Linked DNA regions of Homo sapiens: region 1 is linked to region 2. A link is an interaction called in ENCODE POLR2A ChIA-PET data of the cell type or tissue named here. Cell type or tissue: PC-9. All regions are shown on one strand. Links, peaks and the distances in the headings refer to the core of each region. The heading gives the core; the rest is flanking DNA.

What was found. ChIA-PET counts read pairs that join two places held together with the same protein. Peaks named below come from ENCODE experiments on the same cell type or tissue, not always from the same donor. Only the 100,000 strongest peaks of a DNase experiment are listed, where the experiment ranks them.
Region 1: POLR2A ChIA-PET joins it to region 2 with 10 read pairs; 2 of 35 experiments call an interaction of 5 or more read pairs at or near these places.

The regions. Positions count from the first base shown.
Region 1 is chr1:93,689,035-93,697,363 of GRCh38, forward strand. It overlaps LOC102723480 (a long non-coding RNA gene), which reads left to right and starts at 4,117. Exons shown (of 4, transcript XR_947602.3): 1 at 4,117-4,481; 2 at 4,980-5,140; 3 at 5,245-5,411. It also overlaps a transcript of BCAR3 not described here. RefSeq lists enhancers at 3,965-5,164, 4,174-4,343. In PC-9, for the core only: no CTCF peak of the experiment used is centred there; DNase peaks (open chromatin) are centred at 4,077, 4,437, 5,247, 6,037 and 2 weaker places; H3K4me3 peaks cover 4,147 bases; H3K27ac peaks cover 6,143 bases.
Region 2 is chr1:93,576,108-93,584,436 of GRCh38, forward strand. BCAR3 (BCAR3 adaptor protein, NSP family member) reads right to left here. Exons shown (of 12, transcript NM_003567.4): 6 at 7,911-8,014; 7 at 6,194-6,846; 8 at 1-22. Among named protein-coding and RNA genes, the nearest start is that of BCAR3-AS1, 12 kb to the right of the region's middle. In PC-9, for the core only: no CTCF peak of the experiment used is centred there; DNase peaks (open chromatin) are centred at 3,504 and 3,954; H3K27ac peaks cover 6,049 bases.

The DNA of each region.
Region 1 (8,329 bases), core at 149-8,148, 110 kb after region 2:
TACCATATGGAAAGCATCACTAGCCCTGGGAGGTATGAAAGTGATCACATTACCAGGACTTTCATCCTAGCAGGGAACATGGCATGGATCTGGAGTGAGAGAAGGATGAGCTGCAGCAGAGCTCCCAGTGCTGTGGGAACGCAGAGAAGGGAGAGATTAAAAGTGCTGGGGGCTGGGCGTGGTGGCTCATGCCTGTAATCCCAGCACTTTGGGAGGTTGAGGCCAGTGGATCACCTGAGGTCAGAGGTTCGAGACCAGCCTGGCCAACATGGTGAAATCTGCCTCTACTAAAAATACAAAAATTAGTGCTCACTTTGGCAGCACATATACTAAAAAAAATATAAAAATTAGCCGGGTGTGGTGGCACGCGTCTGTAGTCCCAGCTACTCAGGAGGCTAAGGCAGGAGAATCACCTGAACCTGGGAGACGGAGGTAGCAGTGAGCCGAGATCGCACCATTGCACTCTAGCCTAGCAAACAAGAGCAAAACTACATCTCAAAAAAAAAAAAAAAGTGCTGGGGACAGACTGTTGATGCTGGTGATGCCCATAAAAATAAAGAAGAGGGAGGAGTTGTAGGGGGGCAGGGAGCTTGATTATGGAAATGAAGAGAGAGGAAACAAATGTATGTAAAACCTAGTGGCGATGGCCACCTGACTGCCTTCTTGAGTTATGACCGGAAAGGGCTCAGTTTAGATGCTTCAGGCTACCCTGGGGTTGGGGGTGGGTGGTGATGATGAGCTGTGCTGCCTTGTTCTAGCGCAGGAGGAATGCAGATGGTTGAGGGAAATGCAGGGAACAGAAAGCATTTATGCTTCACCAACTCCCCTATACAGAAGGAGCCAGACTGACAGAAAAACCTGACTTGCTTGGATGTACCAACTCAGTCTCTGAGAGCAAAGTCAGCCTTCCAGGGGTTCACTTTCCTGTACATACTAAGATAAACATCCTAAAATGCTCATGGCAGCATCATTTACAGATAATCTGTAGAGGAATTATTTAATTATAGCACATCTATACCTGGCATGCACTCTGCAGCTGATAAGAATGAGGTAATTCCATAGGTACCGATAGGCAGCTGTGAAACGTTAGGTGAAAAATACAAGTTGCCCTTTTCATGTGAAAATAACAGACTTCTGTAATTGTGTGCATTTGTGTGGGATTATGTACAAATGTCTTGAAGAATTTCCTCCCATCAAACCGAGAAGTGAAGCTGACTGGTGAGCACAAAGGGATGCTCCTTTTCTTTCATGTTATTCTAAACTGACTTTTTTCTGATTATCACTAATTACTTTTATTTTGTTTTATAATTTACACAGTGCTTACTATGTGCCTGGTACTGTTCTAAGAACCCTACATACATTAACTCATTTGATTTTGACAATAATCTTATAAGGTGGCACTGTTCTTTTCCCCTTTTACAGATGAGGACATGGTCCTTGCCCAGGTCATATAGCAATATGTAAAGGAGCTGAGCTCTGAACCCAGGCCATCTAGTTCAGACTTTGTGCTCTTAATCACTAGGGTTCAGTGCCTCAAAAAGACTAAATAAACAAATAGCACTGCTTTTAGAATCAGACACATCTGCATTTGAATCCCAGATTTTGCAAGTTAGCTGTGCAATTCCTAGCAACTGTCTGAATTCTAGATCAGTTTCCCCATATGTAAGATGAGGATAATAGTTACATACCTCATGATGCTGTTGTGAAAATTACAAAAAATATGTTTAGTGCCAGGCACTTAGTGAGCACTTGATAAATGTAGACTATTTTGACTATCGAGATTAAACTACTAGGCCTTTAATGTATATTCGTTTTCTAGGCCATTTTCTTGACTGGCTGCCTGACATTATTGGGTGCTTCAAGGGTGAGTGGAAAGGGGGAACTTGGGAAAAAGGGGGAATCTGACTGAAAAAGTAGAAAATGCTAAATTAACACTTCTGTTTCACAGTTTTGCCTAAACCGAGTCCAATTAAACCATTAAGATGAATAATATGTGTATGAGTTTTAGAGTCATTCTGGGGTAAAATATCACTATACTCAGGAGGAGAATATGGAGCCTCAGGGATTGCCCAAGGCCACTGAGCAAATTACATAGCAGAGCCAGGACTGAAGGTGAGACATTCTAATTCCACATCCCATCCTCTTTCCACAACACCCACTGCCTGAGCCAGTGTGGGGCTATCAGGGTTGGGAAGTGGTGACTTCAGCCTCTCAGAAGGAAAGCATTATAGAAATGATAGTGGTAATGGTCCCACTGGGGAACAGCCTCCCATTACTTCACAGGCTGCTGTTGCTGAGTGGGAAAAATGGTCTCCCCTGCACTTCAGAGCTAAATCGAAGCAGGGGCAAGTATGACAGACACACCCCTTCCCTGTGGGGTACACACAGCCTGGGGTCAGATTACTGTCCCTTTCTCTCGGCTGTTTAAGGTGCTTATTTTTACAGGAGTTATCATTCTACAAAGCAGGACACAATCCACCCTGCAAGAGACAGGCGGCCTTGGCAGGCAGGTGGTTGCCAGTGGGTGGTGGGAGGGGCCAGATTAGAGCCTTGGTCCTTGCTCCCAGCTCAGCAGCCTCCTGCTTGTGCCTGTTCCTTCCTCATTTTCCACCCAGGAGCAGAAGGGGCAGGCAGAGCCCAGGAAGGAATGTGCATCTGTGAGGCTCTGACCAGCAGCCCATTTTTCAGGCTCAGTCAATCCCTGCAAAGTAAGGGTCATTATCCCATTTTCCAGGAAAAAAAAAATGCAAATGGAAATGGACAGGAAAGACCAAGAGTTCTCAGCCTTTTTTCTAATAAGACATGAATATGTACAATTCACTCCCACGTGAGTGGCAGGGGTGTACGATCCCACACCATTCTCTTTCACTCAAGAGACCTTTTGCTGCTAAAATGTGGACAACTCTTAAAGCTGGACTTGGTTACACTATTCTCTCTACTTTTGCATATGGTTGAAAAATGCCATGATGAAAAGTTAAATAATGTTTCTAAAATTCCTTTGGAATGCAAGTGAGTGAAAGTGGTGCTATGATAAAGACAATCTAGGGTTGGCCAGTTTGATTTTTAAATAAGTGATTTATAACTGACACTGCATCATTAGGAATGAAGTGCTCGCCGCACAGCTCGGCATCCAGTGCAAGAGCAGCTGGCACAGCAAGCTGGAGGGCTGCAAGAGGCTGTCAGTTTGGCCCTTTCCTCTCTGGTTCCTTCCTCACAGGAACCCCCCTCCCCAGTGCACACACAGCTGCTGTGGGGCACTGCTTTTGCCTCCTCTTGTGTGGTAACCATTTGGAACTGCTTTTAATGGTGCTGTCGACAGTACTGAGGTTTCCAAATGGTAAGAATAATTTCCAGATAGTAACACAGTCAAGCATAAGGAGACACACAAGAATTGGCCTAGGTGTCTGCAAAGAGGGAGAGAGCACCAAAGGTTCTGATGGGGGAAACACAAACTAAATATGAATCATAAAAGCTATGCTTACCAGCCCAGGGCTAAGAACTTTGTGTGCATCATCTGAGTTAATCCTTTCAGCAACCTAGAGAGGTGGGGGTTATTAAGCCCTTTTTATAGACGAGAAAATGAAAGCACAAAAAGGCAGAGTAACCAGCCAAGTTCACAGAGCTGGGATGTGGAGCTCCCTAAACTGGCCTCCCTGACTCCACTGCCCACTTCATCTCCCAGTGTGAACCCTTGTTCCTCAGAGTGAGTGGGAGAGTTTGGGGTTGATTGCTTGAGCGTGGTGTGGAATGGCACAGTGAATCTTAAGAGAAGCAAGCAAGCTGGGTTAGGTAAACTTAGCCCAGTGCCTGGCACTTGCTAGGCATTCCATAGATATTTGAGATTTGGACTTTTGAACAGAGTTTCAGACATAGGGTCAGAGTGTGTGGGGGTCTCAAGCAGGTCAGGAACCACAGTCAAGCCTCTACATACACTTGAATTTTCCCCATGGCAGGAACCCACATTGAAGGTTCACAGGTGTGTCCTAGCGCCGTCCTGGGGCTGTGGAGCAGCTGCCTCTCCAGTGCCCGGGGTTTGCCATAAATGCCGAATCTCAGCCCCACCCTAAGGCACTGACTCAGAACCCACATTTTAACAAGCCTCCCAGTGACCTGTGTGAGAGGCACTGCTCCAACTCAACAACCCTCCTGCAAGGGAGCAAGCCAGCAGTCATCCTTCTACCCAGTACAGGGGAAATTTCTTTTTCCTGTACTAGGCTTAGGGAATAGCACTTTGGGGGGCTAACCCCTGGTGCTGCCCTAACCTCTTCCTCACAAAACCTTTCATACAGCTGTGAGAGGCAAACTTCTCAGTTGTCAGCATTTCCAGGAAGAAAGAACCCCTTGAGTGATCTCCATGTGACCTCGTCTGTCTCAGGTTCATGAACATGAAGGTGAGAGCAGCTCTTCCTCACAGCATGACCAGGCAGTGACAAACACGCCACATGGAAGGAAATGAGTGAACAATCCTCGCATATTCTGAAGTGAGTCATTGGCCTTTCTTGTGGACTGGGTACTGGATGATTAAATTTCTGGTTTCTGTTTCTTATTTCAGAATATATTGATGATGAACACATAGCGTCCCCCAAAGTGCAAGGTGCTGGGGACAACAGATCAGGTGGTCCTTTAAAACACTTTATACAAAAATAATATTATACTGTTACCACCTTGGTAACACAGTAAAAATAGAGGACAGGTAAGATGCCTCTGTAAACACGGACTGCTGTGATTTTGGTGACTAGTAGGGGGCAGAAACTCGAAAGTAGCTCCAGGGACGCTCACCTCTTGTGCTCCTATCCCACTGTCCATCTCCCATCTGCTCTGGGCTCTCAGTGTGGAGTGGAGCTGATAGTGGTCTCCACCACCAAGGCTCTGCCTCTTGCTTGAGCCCCTGAGCACCTACTCTTGGCACTCTGTGTGCTTTGCCCACTTAATCCTCACGACAGCTCTTTGAGGCAGGTATTATTATCCCTATTTTATAGATGAGGAGATTGAGGTGCAAAGAGAGGCTAAGTTGCCCAAGGTTGCATGTCTAAAAAGTATCAGAGGATGAGAATACAGATCTGACCAGGATTCTAAAGCCCACGTCATTCCCTCCACACCTGGTAGCTTCAGCCTTGCCCAGCTCCTGGTGGAACTTCCGGTAAGGGATGCTCACAGAGCACAGGGTGGGGAGCTCCCCTGGCACGTGGAAATCACATCACACTGTTGGCTGGCAACTCCACTTCCATGTCAATCTGGTGCCAGCTCCGGGATCCTGAAATGCCCTGCATGAATCATCAAGGGACAAAAAGAGGAGACTTTCCAGGGACTGACGCCCTCCCAGCCACCGTGGGATCCCGGCTACTGTGACTGAGCCCAGTCATGACTCCAGAGTGCTTCACATCACATCATTCTTTCTCAGCATCCAAAATGTGAGTCCTCTGGGCATGAATTCTCTCCTCCACTCCACTCTCCATGGCTCTCCTGGTCCCTTCCTCTTTCTTCTCCCTACCCCTTTCTTTTCCAAACCTCTCATCCATTCTTCTCTATAGTCCCCTTCTCCATACTTGGAGGCCTATGCCTTCTTAATATCAACCTTCTCCAACTTTCCTGATCATTAAAGTCACCTGATCATCAGAATCATGCACATCCCCTGGCTCCTGTCCCAGAGGTCTGAATTGGAGAGATCCAAGTGAGACCTGGCAGCCAATGTTTAACAAGAGCCCATGTGTCCTTATGATCAAACACATTTGGGAGACCCCAAACCACACTCCTCCTGTTGTAATCCACCAAACACTGTTCCTAATTCACCCTGGAAATGGCTGGGGTCCTCAAAGCCACCCACTCCTGTCCTGTGACAGCACCTCCAATGCTCCAGCCTCAAAGTAAAATGACCTCCCAACTCTGATCACCTTCACCTGTGCTCCACCTCAGCCTACACTCTGGCCCACCTGGGCCTTGTTATTCCCTGGGACTGCTCCTCCCCTGACATCGTCAGGCCAATAGCCTCTTTCTGCCCACATTCCCCTCGCCCTCCCACATTCCTGTTCCCTGGCACCTGGCCCTTGAGCATAATCCTGTCATGCATCGACATCATTCTGGTCTATCAGGCCCCTCCTGGGCTTCCTTCTTCCTTCCCTGCCCACCCATGGTTAATCACATGAGCCAGTTTGTTGTCAGTCTGGACCCATATCCTTCTGTTGTACTTACTCAGGAACGCTCAGATTAATTCATTCCATCTTCTCTGAAATCTTCAGAGAAACCCCACAACCCTGCAGGCCCACCCCATCACAAATCTAGGGTAAGCTCAACTTCATCTAGAATTAGAGCCCATGAGGCCATCAGGCTCCAACTCCCACTCCTTTTCCCCCTACAATGGAACTGACATCACTGTCAACCTCTCCACCTGTCTCTTCACTGTCTCACTCCTGTGGTTCAGTAGAAACCCACCCAGTATGTTCTTGCTGCCATCCATCCCATTCCCATCCCACTCTATCATCACCCTCTTTCTCTCTATCTTTAATGCCTCCCTCTCAGCTGGCTGTTCCAGCTCAGCCAGTTAAGCTGCTCAAGTTTCCCTTGCCCTGAACAGCTTGCTCAATTTTATGCCCCTATCTACCATCTTTATCCAATCTCCTGTCTTCCTTTCACTGAAGGCTCTGTAATTCTCTGCAGTCAGGCCTGCCTCAGCCCCTCCTCTGAAATTGCGCTCCCTGAGGTTGATAATGACTTCTTCAGTGTATGATCCTGTGGACAGGATTCAGAACTTGTGTTACTTGGCTTTTCTGCTATATTTGACATTGTTGACTGCTTCCTCTTTTGTGAATCTTTCAGCTCTTGTGACCTCTGAGACACCGTTTTCTCCTGACTCTTTTGCTACCTCTCTGACAGTTTCCAGCCTGTCTTTCTGTGTGTCCTCTTTCCCCAACCACCTTGAAAATGGGCATATCCAGGTCCTGCACTTGGTCTACTCTGCCTGGTTATCACACATACTTCCACAGTATAATGCAACCTGCTACTGCTTCTCTCTTTTTTTTTTTTTCTTGAGACAGGATCTTGCTTTGTCGCCCAGGCTGGAGTGCAGTGGCAAAATCAAAGCTCATTGTAGCCTTGACCTCCCATGCTCAAGCAGCCTCAGCCTCCCGAGTAGTTGGAATTACAGGCATGAGCCACTGTGCCCAGCTCTGCCTCTTTAGCTTAGTTTTCACATCCAAATGGTTTGCTAAATGTTGATTATGGGACAGACGGTTTAAAATTTGCACACTCCACAGCCAGCTTCCTCTTCTCTTGAATTCCCACATATTAGGATGGCATCTCCATCCAGCTATTGCCCAAGCTGGAACCCTGGGAACCACCCTGGGTCCCAGTCTCTCTCCATTTCTACCCGCACACAAATAACACACAGCCAATCTCTCACCAAGGCCTGGGGACTTTATCCCTAAGGAATCCTCAAAGTCATGCCCTCCTCTCCTTCCCCCACCACCACTCTGGCCCAGGGTCCCTTCCTCTCTCGCCTGGACTCTCCATTGCTTCCCAGCTGGTCTCCCTCCCTCCCATCCTGCCCTTCTCCATTCTGTCTTCCATGCAGGCCCCAGAGTGATGTTTCTGAAAGGCAAGCTTGATCCATCCCTCTACCACTTAAAGCCCTTCAAGAGCTTCTTGCCACCCATAAGTGGAAATTCAAATTCCTCAGGATGCTTCCCCTGAACTCACCCTTTATTTGGTGCCTCCAAGCCATTGCTCCTACAGTTTCTTTCATTCTCTATCTAACCAACTCCCATCCCTTGCCCAGGCATCGTGTCCCCAGCAACTTCTCTTTTGGCTCTGGGTTGGCACTTCTCAAGCGTGTTCCTGTGTTACTTTCCACTTACCAGATTATATGGTAAATCCAGCTATTAGCTGTGGAGAGAAAGTTTGAAGACTGTTTTAAGGTGTTACAGCCTCCTCCAGCCCTGATTGATACTCAGTGACTGGGAGCTGGCGTCTCCGTGCACCCACAAATGTGTCTGAAGCCAGCCCTCCTCTCCTCCCTTAGCCTCTCACAGTGAAGCAGCAGGACCACCCAGGTACAGCGCACCTCGAGCTCTGCCCCTCAAAGGGAGTGGCCTCTCCTGGCTATTGGCAAAGCTACCAGAAACTTGGCTTCAGACCATTCACATCTAAACAGGTGGTCCAGATATTCTGGCAGGGATGTGCATGTGAGTTTAAAAGGGGGAGAGATGGAATCATAAAATGCCATGTTTTCAGACTACCCTAAACCCTAAGGGCTTAGGCTGTTCCTATTTGTGTAACCCAGTTGTGAGGGGATAGTCCAGCTGGGAGGGAGGGCGTAGCCCACTTACCTGCCCAC
Region 2 (8,329 bases), core at 162-8,161:
AGACTCCAAGTATCCTAGCAACCTGTCAAGAGCCAAAGTTGAAATACACTGGATCAGGAAGTGGGCTTGCCTGATCATGAATTCAGCATATGAGAAGAAACACACTGAACTACGATGGCGTGGACACTTTATGAGTTACATTTCTTTATAAGCAGCTGCTGACAATGCTGTTCTTATATGATGTTTAGGGTGTTTAAATACACATAGTACAGTATAAAACTTAGGGGGAAAAGAAAGACTGGTGGGAGATGCTGACACTGCTCTGCAGATCTACAGATTTGTTAAGTGTTTCTGCCCAGCCAGAGAACAGTTTAGTTCTCTGAGCTTTTGTCTGACACCGGCCGGATCCTGCTGCGACGTTTTGCTGCCAACAGCAAGGCTGCATGTGTTCGGAGCTGACCGATCCCCTGCAGTGGAAGAGCAGAATCTCATCCAAGAGCCTCTCCGCTGTGGGCTTTGCCATTCATGTTCTCACTTAACAGCCACAGCTGGCTGCTATTACCCTTAATTACGCTTCTCCTGGGCTCAGTAAATGCTCTATACGTCTGGAAACTATTAAAAATGTGTACAGTGATTGGAAACCTGAGCTCTCAAACACTCTTCTTTCTCCTGAGAGGCTTTTCTTAAAATCTTTGTCCCAGACAGCTCTCAACCCATCTCAATTCTAGTATGTAATCTCAGTTTATTAGAATCAGGTATTAGTTATTACAATGTCATGGAGAAGTGTTACAACTGAGCCAGTGTGTCTCTAAAATGGGGCCAATAGGCCAGGCAAGGTGGCTTATGCCTCTAATCCCAGTGCTTTGGGAGGCCAAGGTGGGGGGACTGCTTGAGGACAGGAGTTTGAGACCAGCTGAGCAACATAGCGAGACCCCATCTTTACAAAAAAATTAAAAATTAGCCAGGCATGGTGGTGTGTGCCTGCAGTCCTAGCTTCTTGGGACACTAAGACAGGAGGATCACTTGAGTACAGGAGTTTGAGGTTGCAGTCAGCTATGATCATGTCACTGTACTTAAGCCGGGGTGAGAGCAAGACACTGTCTCTAAAAACAAAAGAAAAATTAAACGGCGGCTAATGACACCTCACAGCACAATGATGTACTAAGAGTGGAACTAACAGATGCAACAACAAGTCTAGCCACCTGAACACACGGCAGGCATGGGACGGTTCCTCTCCTTGATCTGGTACACTTGTCCTCAACCTTAATTACCCCAGGCTATCAAAACACATCTGGATGTTTAGGTGGTATTACTAACCCTACCCTGTAACTTCTGTGGCTGAACTACTGTCAACCCTGAGGGGATGACCCTGTGGATGAGCTCTCTAGTGGTAGACGCCACGACAGGATGCAGAATTCCTACTGTGCTCCTACCTGTGCTCTCTGGGCCTCAGTTTCCCCTTTTCTAACATAACTGCTAAGTTCACCTTTCTCAAGGACTTTGCAAAGGATTCAGATAACTTTAGAACCCCTAAAAGCTACCTGAAAATACAAGTTTTGAATCATCAGCCATGTGGAAAGGGGAAGAATTCTGGCCAGATCTTGGGAAAGAGATTTACAACTTGACCTTGGCAAGGCAGCCCAGACGCACGCCATGCACGCTTCCTCGCATATTTAGACAGCTGCCCTCTGTCAGAGGTCCCAAACCCTGTACTTCTGAGGGGTGTCCCCCACGCTCTGGGTGGCGAGATTAAAAGGCCTGTGATTGATTCAGGTTTGCTCTGGAAAACCTGGCAGATGGGCGGCGGCCCCTGCTCTCCAGTCTGCATTTCGTCGGCACATATATGCCATGCCTGGGTCACTTCCCTGGAGCCACGCCTGCTTGCCTGAGGGCTGAGGGGATCCCAAGCTCACACCGCAGGGCCTGCATTAGGTTCCCTGACAAATGCCCAAGGTTATGCAGCTCACTGACACAAAGGAAGGACAAACATGTCTAGAGCATTTACTGTGAGCCGACTCCACAGGGCAGGGTGGCAGAAGCACCCCCGATGAGGCTTCCTTCTGCCCTCCAAATCTTAGCTGGTCTGCTCTGCTGCATCTCTGGACTCCACCCTCTGCTCCTTCTTCCACTGCCTTGGAGGCTGCTGCACGGACCCAGGAGAGCCCTGATGGGGTCCCGGCCCAGCCCTCCTCCCAGCCGCAAGGGCCTTTCTAAAATGCCATGAGATTGCCTGGCTCCACTCACTGGTTCTGTTCCCCTTGGCACAGAGGATCAGATCTGCACCCAACTCAACTGTAAAGTGCCTTGAAGGCAAGAAACTGGTATGAGCCCAGAAGTAGAGACTTAGAAAAGACGTATGAAGCCCTCCCACACCCCACCCCTAACCCCATCTTCTTCCACCCACACAGAATGAATCTGCTGTAAACCAACCCCTCTCTCCATGGGTTTTGACAACTAAGTGTCTGTGCATGTGCGTTGCCTGCCGTCTGCAAGATGCTTTTGGTGTTCATCGGGCCAAAGATGCAGCCTTCCAAACTCATCTTGGACATCTCTGCCCCATCTCCACACCCAACTCCCTGTTCAAGGCCCTGCCCAGAGGCCCCACAGCTCCTGTGCCTTCCCCTGCAGGGCGTTTCCCACCTGGGTTGTGGCCCAAGTTCCTGCATCACTGTCCCTCCCCAGCCCACCCCCACCTGATAGCAGGTGCTCCAAGAGCAGAGACCACAAGCTGCCCTGGCACAGTAGGCGCTCAGTCAAAGCTGAATATATAACACGGATAAACACTTAGTGCTCACTGTGGGCTAGGCAAGGTGCCCTGGGCTTTTAATATATTATTATCTCATTTAGTCCTCGCTGACCACCTGGGTAGCTGTATTCCTTACAGACAGGCACAGAAGGGGAGGCTGTTCAGCTGATGTGGCAGAGGCAGGATTCAGGCTCAGTCGGGCCAAGTGCTTCACTACTGGTCCTCACTTCTAGCTATAGGCAAAGACCTTGCGCACGGTGGGAGGGGCTCAGTGGCTCCTAACTAGGCCCTTGGGGGGTGGGGGCATGGACACAGCAGGACAGGGAGCCTGGAGGGCTCTTAGGACCACCCACTGTCCTGATGGCCTATCTGGGCATCTGCCCACATGGCTGGGAACAAGCACGCGGGGCCCAGATGCTAGCCAGAGCCTGCTCTCAGCTTCTGGGTGGCCCTGTCTGGGCTGCCACTGCACTTGGGATAGGAAACAACAGGTCTTGTTGTATTTCCCTCTTAGAGATGCTGATTGTGCCCGCTTGGAAGTCAGTGGTTCCAGGAAGATAACATGGAAATGGTGGTAGACTCCAGAGACAGGGAAGAAGGAAGTTTCAACATAGCCCTGCCCTGGGGCTGGGTGGGCAGAGTCCAGGCTAGCTCCTGCTCGCTGCCTGGGGACCCCATCCAGCCCCTTGTCCAGGGGTGCCTGCAGGCAGACATGAGAGTGAGGCCCCACTAGGAGGACAAAATGCACCACAGCAAGCCAGGGAGACTGCATTCTTCAGTTGGGAACATCCTTGGGGTCTAGTTTCATGGCTACCAAAGGTAGTGGGCAGGTCCCAGGCCTCCTGCCAAGGGCGGGCAGGCAGGCATCTCTCCTCCACCTAGAGGATCATTAAGCCCTGCCCAGGGCCACAGGAAGGATTCATTCCCCTGGGAATCGGGCTGCTCTGTAAACCCAGGCCTGTTTCTACGAGGAGCTTCCTCTATGGAGAACCCACGCAGGTTCATACCAGGCCAGAGTCTCCCTCCTGGCCCACTGACATGGTTCTGCTCTCAGATTCAGGGCCCAATGTGCCTGACTGACTAGAACAGAAATCCTCAATCCTCCTACCTCCCAAACAGGTTAAGCTCGCTTTAAAGTGAGGTCCGGATAACTTCGCAAATTGCGTGACTACCTGTGAGCACTGCCCGAGGCCATCTGGCCAAAAGTACAGCAGGCCCTTGTTCTTCCAGTGCAGCCCTGGCTCTCTTCTCAAGGCCTGCTCAGCAGAAGTCCACCCTCAGCCCCACCTCCCAGGCCTGGGCAATGAGTTACTCTGGTTTCTGAGTCATCCCTCAAGTTCTGTTGTCAGCAAGGGTCTTGTTTACTCCAGGATGGTCAGCAGCTGCCTAAAGTTCCTCAAGCCTGTTTTGGGGAGCCCTCCATCAACTTTGGCACTCCCTGCAGGAGTGTTCTGAGACTGGACTTCTTGCCATGATTCAACACATAGGAAGGAAAACCCAGTTCCTAAATAAGCCCTGACGTCTGAAGCTAATTGACTTCACTGAGCTACAAATAAAAAAGGGCTTCAAATGCCCAGGAACCAGCCTCTTTATATTGAAAAGATGGACCGAGCCCACCATCGCCTGAGACAACATCTGGTGTCTAGAATACAGTCAGCCCTCCTTATCCGTGGCTTCTGCAACAGTAGATTCAACCAACCAAGGATCAAAAATATTCAGGAAAAAAAAAAAAAAAGCTGCATTGGTATGAAACATGTAGACTTTTTTCCTTGCCATTATTCCCTAAATAATGCAGTATAATAGCTATTTACAAAGCATATACGTTGTATTAGGTGTTGTAAGTAATCTAGAGATGATTTAAAATCTACAGGAGGATTGCATAGGTTATATGCAAATACTATTCCATTTTATATAAGGAATGCAAGCTTCTGTGGATTTTGCTAGCCACTGAAGGTCCTAAAACGAATCCCGACGGATCTGAAAAAGTGACTTAATCTCTCTTAAGGATGAGGTTGCTTTGGGACCACCTATGAACAAAAGTCACTTACATCTAAAATAAACGTTTCCTACAAAAAAATGGTGATGGGCCGGGTGCGGTGACTCACACCTGTGATCCCAGCACTTTGAGAGGCCAAGGCAGGCAGATCACTTGAGCTCAGGAGTTCAAGACCAGCCTGAGCAACATGGCAAAACCCTATCTCTACAAAAAATACAAAGAGTTAGCCAGGTGTGGTGGCATGCGCCTGTGGTCCCAGCTACTCAGGAGGCTGAGGTGGGAGGATCACTTGAGCCTGGGAGGCAAAGGCTGCCATGAGCTGTGAACGCACCTCTGCATTCCAGCCTGGGTGACAGAGTGAGACCCTGTCTCAGAAAAAAAAAAAAAGGTGACAATGTAAATATTTAATCACATGGAAAGACAGTCATGTTTGTCAATGAAAGGTTCAGGGTTTGGAATAGTGTGTACAGACCTGTGGCAAACAGATATTACACATGCAATTATTTACATGTATCCATTTACAGAGAAAATAATAATGTTTTTGCGTAAACCAAATGCTGACAATGGTGATCTCCAGGAAACTGGATTTGTGTGGTTTTATCTTTTAATCTGTATTTTAGAATTTTTTTTTTTTTTTTGAGACAGAGTTGTGCTCTTGTTGTCCACGCTGGAGTGTGATGGTGCAATCTCAGCTCACCACAACCTCCGCCTCCCAGGTTCAAGCAATTCTCCTGCCTCAGCTTCCAGAGTAGCTGGGATTACAGGCGTGTACCATCAAGCCCAGCTAATTTTGTATTTTTAGTAGAGACGGGGTTTCTCCATGCCTCAGGCTGGTCTTGAACTCCTGACCTCAGGTGATCCACCGCCTAGGCCTCCCCAAGTGCTGGGATTACAGGCTTGAGCCAACATGCTCCGCCATTTTAGAATTTTTCTAAATTGAGGAAGGATTATTTTAAAAATCAAGGTAGCTTTAAAGATGTTTATACTAAAGATCATTTTAGTAATAAAATAAATATGTAATGCATAAGTATAATGTAATAAAAATAACCAAGGTCTGCTACTCCAGAAACTACATTTTCATCTACAATCTACTCTCCTGTAGCTTTGGCTTTACCAATTCTGATGGAGCTGAGGCAAGGGGGTAGTTTATAAATAAGCACCAGGTGTGAGGAGGATTCTGTTGCAGCTGCTGATGCCAGCAGGGGTGGGTGGGAGAAGAGGGCGGCCCCCACCCCCGGCAGCAGCCTGCCATCCCTCTGTCTGAGATGAATTTTATAAGCTTCCTGCTTGGGCAAAGGTTGTCCCAGCTTGTGGTTCCCACCCCTTAAATAAATTCCCATGCTGGTGTTATCTTCAGACTTTCCTATGGGCAAAGCATTTAATGGGTGAGGCAGAGTGAGGCCAGATGGATCCCCTCCTTCCAAACCTACAAAAGCCAGAGGAGCACCGGGACCCCTAGCTCTTACCAAACCTTGAAAAGCCAGAGGAGCACCAGGACCCCCAGCGCTTACCCTGCAGTCCATGCTCAGTACGTGCTGGGCGATGACCTTGGGGTCGTTGTTGGTGAACAGTTCTTTTGCACGTTTCAACATTGCTGTTTCCAGGGGCTTATTCTCAGGGGGAAGGAACTTTGACTCAAACTCGTTGGGCCTGAAGGAGGAGACAGTCTCCAGGAGGGGCGTCACAAACTCGCCCTTGTCCCACTGCCCCTTCTCCATCTGAGCTGCCGCAGGTTCCCAAGGTCTTTCCCTGTCATCATCATCAAGGATCAAGTAGTTGACGCCAGAGTTCCGGGGACCTGGCGCCTCATTCTGCTTGGCTGTGAGCAGTTCTGTGTGGCTTCCCTGGGCACATGAGGGTAGCTTTGCTCCCCTGCCGCAGCCTGTGGCAAACGCTGGGTTCAGTTCACAGTAGTTGGCCTCTGAGTTGAGCCAGGCAGAGGGAGACGAGGGAACCTTGAGGAACGGCACCTTGCAGGGCTTAGGCGGGGGCTTAGGGCACAGTTGACTGTCTGATCCCCTCAGCGCCTCCCCAGCCCTGGCGTCTGAGGAGACCCTCCGAACCACTGCTGGGCTCAGGGCAGGCTCGCTTCCCGTCCTGAACACAGGTGAGTTTGGGCAGGGGCTTGTGTCCACACCCGAGGACTGAGGTGGCAGCTTGCAGCCTGTGGGGGATAAGAAAAGGTCAGAGAAAGCTCATCTGTGTGGAGAATATAAAACAAACAAAACCAGAGTGGCAGCTCCCCAGCCCTCCATTCATGCCCTTGGGCTTCAATTTTCATTTTCATTTCCAAAAGAAAATTCAGTGTGACTGTCCCACGCCCAATCTCAGGGAGTCTACAGCATCGTGAGGGCTGGGCTGGGCTTGCCCCATCCCACACTCCTGGGTGCAAATAGAAATCCCGGGGACTGCTGACACCTGGGCTACAAATGTTGTATGGTCATAGAAGGCTGGGACAGTCAGAATGATAAAATATATGAGCGAGGAGGGCATGAATAATGTAATCTTGCCCTAAGAAACAGAAGTCGTTAGCCACCTAAAATGCCACTCTCAAAGGGTGGATCCCAGCCAGCTTCCAAAGGAGAGCTGGAGACAGGGAAGGGAAAAGAGACACTGGGGTAACCTACATGGAGGTAGTTTACGCAGGGGCATTAGGAAAATCCCTTTGTGGTCCCAGGGAAAGTCAGTTATGAAAATAATGAAAACAACCCCCTGTCTTACTAATGTAACTGCTTAGTAGGTCTCCCCATACCCCATACCTTATCACTCTTCCAGCCTTGGAAGCAGAATGGAGAGGAAGGGGAGTTGGCCTGGACAGCTGTTCTGCCAAAAGCCCCAGGATCCACCCGCCCACCCGGGAAAAGGGAGTAGGCTCATTTGTCATGAAGACTACCAGTTTTTAAATGGGCTTGAATCAGAAAACCTGGGTTCAAATGCTGGGTGATTCTGGACAAGTTACTTAACCTATCTGTGCCTCAGTTTCCTCAGCTGTGAAATGGCAATAATCATGCCTACCCTGAAGGCTTGCTACGAGGCCTAAAAGCTGGCATACGGTGTCTAGCTCAGTGCTTCGCCGCCGGATATAATTCTGCAAACCCATTCCCCTCCAGGCTGCAGGCCTGAGGCCTTGTGTCGTTTTCGAATGAGACAACTAGATGGGGCAGGGTAACAGCCTGAAGGAAACCAGGGTAACACTGACGTTCTCCCTGAAAATTCCCCGAAACATACCAATCGGCAGGTAGCTCTCTGACTGGTGGGCTTTGAGGGACAAGGCTCTTCTGTCCTGCATGTGATCCAGGCAGGCGGGCTGGCTACCACTCTTTTCTTTGTTTCTGAAGTAAAAGACACATAGGATGGAAATGTGTTACTAACGTGTAAAATAAAACTTTTAGGCAATGCCATGGGAACTTAAACAAAAACAAAAAAAAAGAAAACTGCTCAGAACGAGAGTGCTACAGCATACCCTAAAAGTAAAGGAATGACCGCTGGAGAAACAAATTACTGATGGGACGATTAATATATGACTGTGTTGTGTACTCCATCCCCCTGTCCCCATGACCAATGCAGCAGCTGAGTCCTAGGATGCCTCCTCTGGGCTGTTCCATCCTGTTGAACAGAGTAGGGTAAAAGTTTTACGATACTCCCGG